3 separate regions of the Homo sapiens genome follow, and all the other regions are linked to region 1. A link is a contact called in ENCODE Hi-C or POLR2A ChIA-PET data. All regions are on one chromosome and are shown on one strand. Each heading gives the region's core, a stretch centred on a gene start or an enhancer-like site at or near the end of the contact. The rest is flanking DNA. Distances are from core to core; before and after follow the strand shown. Region 1 overlaps ANTXR2 (ANTXR cell adhesion molecule 2). Region 2 has its middle 20 kb from the start of RASGEF1B. Region 3 holds the start of RASGEF1B (RasGEF domain family member 1B).

What was found. A loop is a pair of places that touch in the nucleus more often than their neighbours do. ChIA-PET counts read pairs that join two places held with the same protein, here RNA polymerase II (POLR2A). Pooled maps may share reads with other maps.
Region 2: a loop to region 1 is called in a map of naive thymus-derived CD4-positive, alpha-beta T cell, with 10 times the contacts of the local background. The contact joins two enhancer-like sites. A Hi-C loop is called at or near these places in 2 of 168 maps with a recorded cell type or tissue (naive thymus-derived CD4-positive, alpha-beta T cell and sciatic nerve), 1 of 37 single-sample maps with no recorded cell type and 6 of 50 pooled maps. POLR2A ChIA-PET finds 5 or more read pairs at or near these places in 1 of 52 experiments (common myeloid progenitor, CD34-positive).
Region 3: a loop to region 1 is called in a map of naive thymus-derived CD4-positive, alpha-beta T cell, with 5 times the contacts of the local background. The contact joins the promoter of RASGEF1B here to the enhancer-like site in region 1. A Hi-C loop is called at or near these places in 2 of 168 maps with a recorded cell type or tissue (naive thymus-derived CD4-positive, alpha-beta T cell and sciatic nerve) and 6 of 50 pooled maps.

Annotation. Positions count from the first base shown.
Region 1 is chr4:80,057,537-80,060,383 of GRCh38, forward strand. The region is part of intron 3 of ANTXR2 (ANTXR cell adhesion molecule 2); the gene reads right to left. Among named protein-coding and RNA genes, the nearest start is that of ANTXR2, 14 kb to the right of the region's middle. Within about 2 kb of position 1,360, at least 7 of the 41 ENCODE cell types and tissues checked have a DNase peak (open chromatin) inside an H3K27ac peak, as active enhancers do.
Region 2 is chr4:81,490,758-81,493,604 of GRCh38, forward strand. No RefSeq gene overlaps it. Among named protein-coding and RNA genes, the nearest start is that of RASGEF1B, 20 kb to the left of the region's middle. Within about 2 kb of position 1,359, at least 5 of the 41 ENCODE cell types and tissues checked have a DNase peak (open chromatin) inside an H3K27ac peak, as active enhancers do.
Region 3 is chr4:81,470,402-81,473,248 of GRCh38, forward strand. It overlaps RASGEF1B (RasGEF domain family member 1B), which reads right to left and starts at 1,506. Exons shown (of 14, transcript NM_152545.3): 1 at 1,369-1,506. RefSeq lists a silencer at 1,438-1,847.

The DNA.
Region 1 (2,847 bases), core at 110-2,609:
CCTTCTCTTTCCTGGTTCACTCATCTCTATTAACTCTTGCTAATTGTCTTTTTAAATATTTGGTTTAAAGTCTACCTATTCTGAACCATTCTTTAAGTTCATTACACTCTTATTCTGAGTCACCCCAAGCTTTCTAGTCATACTCATATTCATGTTTTACCATAATAAAAAAAAGTTCTCTCCTAAAAACATTCAACTTTCTAATAATTTAACTAATTTAATTTAAATATTCACTTTTCAACTACACTGAAAGTTTACATTAGGCTATTACCATGTCTTTTATTTATGCTGTATTCCCCTGCTCTGTACTTATTATAATGTCATTTGCAAAGTAAGTGTTCAATAAATTTTTCAATATATCATAAAAAAATTATAATTCCAAGGATGATAGCATAAGTTATGTAATTCATAAGCTTGTTGTATCTAAAATATTTACGTTTGATAGCTACAGAAACAACTTGAAACTGATTGTGTCTGAATGCAGATAAAAGTCAAATATTTGGTGCTTTTCAGAAATGAGTGGCAGTGTGTCTTTGAGCATTAGTGTTTGCTGCCAACAAGTGAAATGCAAGTTTACACAAACAGATTTTGCATAAGACAGCCTTCTCCATTCAGTTCAAATCAGCTCACCATTGCTGCTGAGTCCCAGACAACACCAGCACAAGACTTTAAGCTAAAGGAACTTCCCAAACGTGGATTCAAGGTTTTTTTTTGTACAGTCAGGTATCTGCTAGCTTATTACACTGGAAGAGAGACAGCAGTTTGCGGTTTTTCTATCTGTACCTATACCTGCACCATAAGATTCCAAGCTCCACTCAATCCCATCATTACTTTTGCAGCTGCATGATCCTAAGAGGAAAGTGCTCCTTTTCCATAGCCAAGAAAAACACATGTGAGTCCTGGCCTTGTACTCCCTTCAGGGTAACTACCTGAAGTCTGTCAGCCTCTTATCAATCAACAAGGTATCACTTTAGGGGAAACAAAGGCCAAAACAAGACAGGGCAGACAGATCTCAGACCCTTGAAGAATCCCAAGCAACTGAAAATAAATATTAAGTTTTTCAATTGGTAAACAGTTAACGGTGAAAAAGCAAAATAATGTGGTAGGTTAAAAACAGAAATCATTCATCCCCACTGTAATGTTAAAAAAAAAAGCCTCTAAATGAAAGCGAAAATGACTAAAATTTTAAGAACAAGAAGAAAGAAAGGTTATGTTATAAAGATAAGTTCAACTCCTTGAATTCAACATCTTAGAAGATCAGCTTCACTGAGTTTGGCTTTCAAGTTATGTCTTCAACTACAGGGAACAGCAATATTGAAACTACTTTGTATTTGTTGTGAAGCAGTTGTCAAGGATGCTGCTGTCATGACACGCATCGTCCCCTATAACATTTCAAAGCAGAAGTTTCTTTGTCACCCCCAAGTAGTTGCTATGTACTTCCTCTTTTCTGCACTTGACAACCATGCAAACTTATTTCTTGTCCTGACTACTGGGGAAGCCCACAGTAAATTTCTTACTCATTCACAAAATTCTGTTAAGTTCATGTGGTTATCATAGTGTTTCATCCCCTTTTCCAAAATTTTAGCACTCTTCTTTTTATATTTTATTAATTTTCTGCAACACTATTAATTTCTATGCAGCCTCAAATACTTTTTTGAAAGAGACAGGAATTGAACAAACAAAATGTTATATTAAAGCCCTGGTTTTCTTTAATTGAGAATTGGGGGACCAAATTCCATTATCAACTGGAGGGAAAAAGAGAAAGAGAGGAGGCACACAAACACCATATATATATATATGGTGTTTTCCTCGCTTTCATTTAGAGGCTTCATATATATTGGAGACAGAGTTTCACTCTGTCACCCAGGCTGGAGTGCACTGGCACAATCATAGCTCACTGCAACTTCAAACCCCTGGACTCATGCAACCCTCCCACCTCAGTCTCCCAAGTAGCTGAGACTACAGGCATATACCATTATACCAGGCTACTTTTAAATTTTCTATAGAGATGTGGTCTCACTATACTGCTCAGGATGGTCTTGAACTCCTGGCCTCAGGCAAGCCTCTCATCTTGACTTTACAAAGTGCTGGAATTACAGACTTCAGCCACTATGCCCAGGCTTGGCTAATTTTTTAATGTATGAAATTAGCACTTTCAGCTCTATTTGTATCTCCCTAATTTCTTTGCTGAGAAGGGCAGGGAAGGGAAGGAGAGGGGAGAAGAGGAGAGGAGTGAGGAAGGGAAGGGAAAATAGCCACCACAACTGCCATGCACTGTGCCATATCAGTAGCTTTTCTCTGAAACACTTTGGATGTGGAAGGTATGCAAGGCATTATAACTAAAATAAAGATAGACTGAAATCATGGTGTCATAAAACAGTCTGCAGGGAATCCTGAATTGACCAACTAACAATGAAGGCATAATTTTATTTTCAGTATCTCCTACTTTTTCTTTCTACGATGTGTCTGTACAGTACTTGAACTTTCCAATGCACATTGTCTTAACTTTCCAGATTTCAAAGCTCTTTCAGGATTTCAGTCAATGAGTCTACACTCATCTGTTGAGCATCTGTTGTATGTGAACACCGTGATTCTACACAGTGATGTGAGAATTCCTCACACTCAGTCCAGGGGTCACTCACATAAAGCTCTATATATGCACTGTGGTTCTCCACCCTGGCTGTACACTGGAATCATTTGAGGGGATTTTCAAAAGCTCTTCTGGACTCTATTTGAAGAGATTCTAATTCACATGTTTGTGTTGGGTCAGGGTTATCACTGGCCTTTGAAAACTCCCCAGAGTATTCTAATGCGCTGCCAGGATTAAGAACCTCTGATCTAACCTAA
Region 2 (2,847 bases), core at 109-2,608, 1.4 Mb after region 1:
AGCCAAGATTTGGACCCAGCTGGGCCTGATACCAAAGATTATGTTCTTTGTATGACAAGGAGGACACAGTCTATGGAGCAGACACATAAATAATTAGGTGAATTTGCATTGTAATAAGTGCTGTAACTGAAGTAAATCCAAAGCAAATGGGCTTTCCATTACCTCAGTGCTTATATTGCAGTTTAAGGTGGAAGCAAAGCTGCGTAATGATCAAGATCACCCACAACGGAAACAGGAAGAGCTTGGTTCAAATGTAGCTCAGTGTGAACTTGAACAAGTGGTTCAATCATTCCAAGCTTCAGTTTTCTTATTCATAAGATTAAAATAATCAAGCTTATTTTAAAAATAAAATTAAATCATGCATATAATGTCATTAGCACCTTATCTGGAACATAGAACTTACTCAAGAAATTGTAGCTAATTAAATATAATTATCATCACTATTCAGTAGCCTCTTTCATCTTTAATACCTCGGCCTCTTCCAAACACCTTTAAAAAGTGTGACTATATTTGCTTATCTATATGTGTGATTTCATTTTGTGTTGTTGAAGGACCATTTGAAAGTTGCAGACACCCATAAAAATACTTTAATGTGAATCTTTTAAAAATAAGGACATTCTTGGCTGGGCACGGTGGCTCACGCCTGTAATCCCAGCACTTTCGGAGGCTGAGGCGGGTGGATCAAGAGGTCAGGAGTTTGAGACCAGCCTGGTCAACATGGTGAAACCCCGTCTCTACTAAAAATACAAAAGTTAGCTGGGCGTGGTGGCGGGCACCTGCAATCCCAGCTACTCAGAAGGCTGAGGCAGGAGAATCGCTTGAACCCAGGAGGTGGAGGTTGCAGTGAGCCGAGATCACACCACTGCACTCCAGCCTGGTTGACAGAGCAAGACTCCATCTCGAGAAAATATATATAAATAAGGACATTCTTGTGCATAGATAATGATATAATTGTCACCTAAAAAAAAGCAACAATATCCCCTAATATCCCTAATATGATCTAATTTCTAGTACATATTTAAATTTCCTAAATTGTTCCCAAGGACATTTTGAACCAGGATATACTCAAGGTTCATGTGTTATATTTGGTTGGTGTTTCTTTATTCTCTTTTAATTTTTATCAGTTCTTACCTCATTTCCAACCTTTTCTTGCTTTTCTTGACATTGTCTTTTTTGAAGAAGCCAGGACATTTGGCTTAGTACCAATTTCTGAACTTGTTTGATATTTTTCCTCAAAGTGTCATTTAACTTGTTCTTCTATCCTCTCTGTTATCTATACCTTGGAATGCAGGTCTTATGCCCCTATTGCTTTTAAGTGAAACATTGTGGCAAGAATGTTTCCAAGTCAATGCTACGTAGTTCATATTACTTCACATCAAAATTTCCATGACCACTTCCTCTTCAAAATATTGTGTGGTTTCCTAGCTATCTCTGAGGTCTGGCTAGACTAGTGGTTTCAACTCTGTCTTCACTTAGAAATCACTGGGGAGTTTTAAAAAAATATTTGTTCCTGAGTTATACCCCTAGAAATTCTTGACTTGGACAAAGGGATTGGTATTTTTGTAAAGCTCCCCAGGTGATTTTCATGTGTTAACTGGGGTAAAAAGGAACTGGTTTAGAATATAAGCTCTGAAAAGCAAGGGGTACACCTTCCTTATTTACTACTACATATTCTCAGAGTTGAGCAGATGGCTTGGCTCATAATTACTACTCAATATTACATGCTGAATTAATTAATTATTAGTTAATTAACATTCAGCTTACAGTCAACCTCATCTTCTTCCTTTCATACTTCTTCCTTTCATACTACATGGCGTACTATGAAGCCAACAGGTTAATTTTATAGCATCTTTAGAGAAATCACAATAGGCCACTGCTTTGCAAATTTCTGAAAACTACATATCAATGGGAAAAGAATCATTTTCAAACTTCTGAGAAAGGAAAAATGAGCAAACAATCATTCAGCTATAGTGTTACATTAGTTATGCTGCAGACAATTCACTCTCTGTTTTTCTTTTCACATTACCAGTTCTTCCAGTTCTTATTTTAATGACTGGTAGAAAGATTCCAAAATTACTTAAGGTGAAAGAAAGATCAGGAGTTTGTCTTGGTTGTAACTGTTGTTGTTTTAAAGATACTGAGCAAATTTTAACCATGTGGAGGAATGCTATAGAAAGAGAAGGATTTAGGGTATAGTTATACTTCTATTTGTTTGAATTTGACTTTGGCCAAATCCTAAGAACAGAATGAAAAAAGGTGTATGACTCATACGTGATTGCCACAATTCTACACCTGTAGCTTCAAATAAAAAGGAGTCAAGAATGAGTATCTTCTTGAAAAAAAAAAAGATAACCAGAGCAAATTTAGGAAATGATGAATATACACTTATTTACTGTACTGTTACTAAGTGAAAATCACTAATAATCCAATAGAAAATCAGAAAAAGACATAAACATACAGTTTGTACCTGAAAAGGCTTTTATACTGATAAAAAAGGGTCACTCTCACTCACAATAGCAAAATTGTAAATTAAAACTAATTCTGAGATCTTTTCCTTTAACTCATAAGATTTCCTTTAACTCATAAGAAAATCTACCATAGTGGAGGAATACGAATGCATATATGTTTTGATCAAATAATACCAACTAAGGAAAATTATTGTATAGATACCTTCCACTCATTATGTGAAATATCACATAAAGAACATTACTCATTCCATTATGAGAAAAGATTAGAAGCAACTATCCATCATTAGTGAATTCGATGAATAAATTGTATTTATTTAATAAATAAAATGTAATAACAGAATCAAACACTTTGCAGTATAATAGGAAACCACAGGGACAC
Region 3 (2,847 bases), core at 256-2,755, 1.4 Mb after region 1:
AGCTCTAGCTACTGTTTTCACGAGGAAAGGGCAATTATTCACCCCATCTGAGTGTGACTGTGCCAGACATCATTCAAGAGTGCACCACCCTGATCCCTAGACTCTTCCCCTTTATGCACCCAGTTCAGAGACCCTCCCTTCGGCCATTAGACCATCTGAGCTAAATATAGATCTACACACACCAGCAGTTCCTGACCGTCGTCACATGGTGCTGACGAAGGACTCCTTGGAGACGCGTTCGGCCCAAACACATACACAAATTTGTGTGCATATTCATCTATATACACCATATCCACCGAATTCATCAGGGAGGATGGACACATCTACATTCCGAAGAGAAAATCGCCGTCTAGACAATCTCCTTGTGTTATCTGCCACACTTGTGCCACCCTCGGCAGTGTCAGAGGATTAAGCTACGTTGCTTTTGCCTGAACTGCGCCGATTTGGTTGGGGCAAGACAGCAAGCAGTATTGAAATGGTACGTCCATACACACACACAAAGGCGCGCGCACCCCAGCCCCCGTCTCGCCCTTTTCCCTGGTGCAGCACTTAAGTTGTTTTCACAGCTCCCTTAGAAAGAACCTCCCTTAAGCTGACTGCCCGCGAGGCTCCTAGATACCTCTAGCTCATCTGAGATTCCCCAGGCAGGTGACCCGAGGCGACTCAACTGAGCTCTGGCAAAAGCAAGGCGACTCAGTGTCTCCCAAGTTTGCCAGGTGAACACCGAAGGATGACAGCACATCACCTTGTCGGTGGCGAGTATGTGACTTCTGTTCCCTTGTCCCTTCCTACGAGTCAGACTTTAGATTACATGGCACTGACAACAAAAATAAACAGCTCCCCCTACACACACACGCACACAAAACTGGTCAAGAAGTGGAAGAATCAACCTAGGTATGCACACGAAGGAAAGAAGGGATGAAAAAAATGATGGACGCGATTACAACTCAAGACAAATCCTCAAAAACCACCTATCTCGAGACAGAAGGCCTGGCTGCAGGATCAGGGAGAAAGAGGGAAGGCACAACCCAACCCAACCCAAGCCTGGCCCTGCCCGGGTCCCAGCGGCTCGGCCTCGCACCTGTTGGGGCCGCGGCAGTCCCAGGTACCCGCAGCGGCCGGGCAGGGGCCCTCCCCCGGTCCCGGGCTGTAACTCGGCTCTTGGCGCCCGCGTTCGCGCTCACTCGCCTCGGGATCTCCCGCCGCCTCGGAGCGCACCCGGCAGCCGGTGAAGTCTCTGAGCCCCGCTCGCTCCCCGCGCGGCCCAGGGATCTCCAGGGAGAGCGCAGCGCGCAGTAGGGTCCGGAGTTCCCGCTCCGGGCTGTGGTCCCCCAGCCGGGAGAACAACCCAGCCAGGGAACAACCTACCTGCAGGTGAACTCCGAGTCCTCGGCCTCCCGGCTGCGTGCCGCGCGCCCACAAATGCGACCAAAGGACAGGGAGCTAAAGCGCGCGGGAAGAAGAAAAACAAAATCTGTCTAACCAGTCGGGTTCCTTGTTTATACTGAAACTACGGCAGCCGCCGCCGCGCACGCCCCCCTTGGCTCAGGCGCCTGCCTCCCGCTGCCAGCCCCGCCCCGCCCCGGCAGGCGCGGGCCAATCACCGCGCAGCTCACCGCCCACGCCGCCGCCACCCGGCCCGGCAGGCAAGTCCCAGTGGGCCCCAGACTCCCGCAGCGCGTCAGCCTGGGTGCCCTCCCACGCGGCAGAGGCCCGCGGAGCCCAGCGCAGCGGTGTTTAACAGCGTTGGTCAGGCTGGCTCCGACTGTGCGCGTTTCCTCTTGAGTGCACCTGCCCCGGGCTGTTGTGCAGTCGTGAGTGTGTGTGTGTTCATTCACGTGTATACTATCTGTAAATACCGGCCCGACTCGTTACACAGTATTTATTAACATAATTGTGAGCTAAAGGTTACTGTCCATGTAACTTTCAGAAGAGAGCGGAGAGGAACCACAGAACATTTGCTTAGCAAATAACACATAGATCCTGGTGCTAAGCACTGTGCAAAACGCTGGGGGCACACTTGGCAAAGTAGGCTGGTCTCTGCCATTGTGAAACTTACATAGTCTAGTGGAGGACAGACATTCAGCAAATAATCACCCAAACAAAATGTAGAATTACAGCTGCTAGAAGTTGCACGGAGAGGAACCTGTTCCGTGAAACATGATTCCGGAGGCAAAGCAGGGAGGCTAGTCCTCAGTGAGGGCTGTGTTGTCATGGTAACCACGTACTCACTCCATCATGGGATATTTGATAACTATTTCAGAAAAAAGGTAAAAACCTCCGTACTTCACTTTGTACACATAAAAGGAGGCCAGAGGGAAATAATGATGGAAACAAGGGAAGAAAGAGACCTATGAAAAGAAAAAATTTACAGAATTAGGAGACTCTTACCAACTGTATTTCCTTGAGTAAGTGATACAGCTTTTCTGAGCTTCAGTTTTCTCATATATAAAACAACACTATTCATACCTGTCCTATACTGTTATAATTAAGATTACTGAGGGGGAGGAATCCTTTTCCCTCCTGCTCCATGGGTCCCTCCCCCTCTCCTTCCTGGGGTGGAGTCATTTTGACGCTCACTTTGTCTATTCTTAGCGGATTCCTCTTTCATTTTCTTCATTTATGCCTCCTTTTACTTTTCTTCCTCTTTATGATACTCCTTCCCTCCTTTGTGTAAATAGGACTCCTCTGATTCAGTAATTCACTCTAACCTACTTGAGCCTTTGACTTAACCATAGCTTCTCTGCAGTTTAAATGAGAAGCCATAAGGCCAAGGGAACTTGGTGGGCCAGCCATGCAGAGTGAAACACAGAGGCTGGGTGGCCCTGCCCTGCTGTTGTGGTTGTA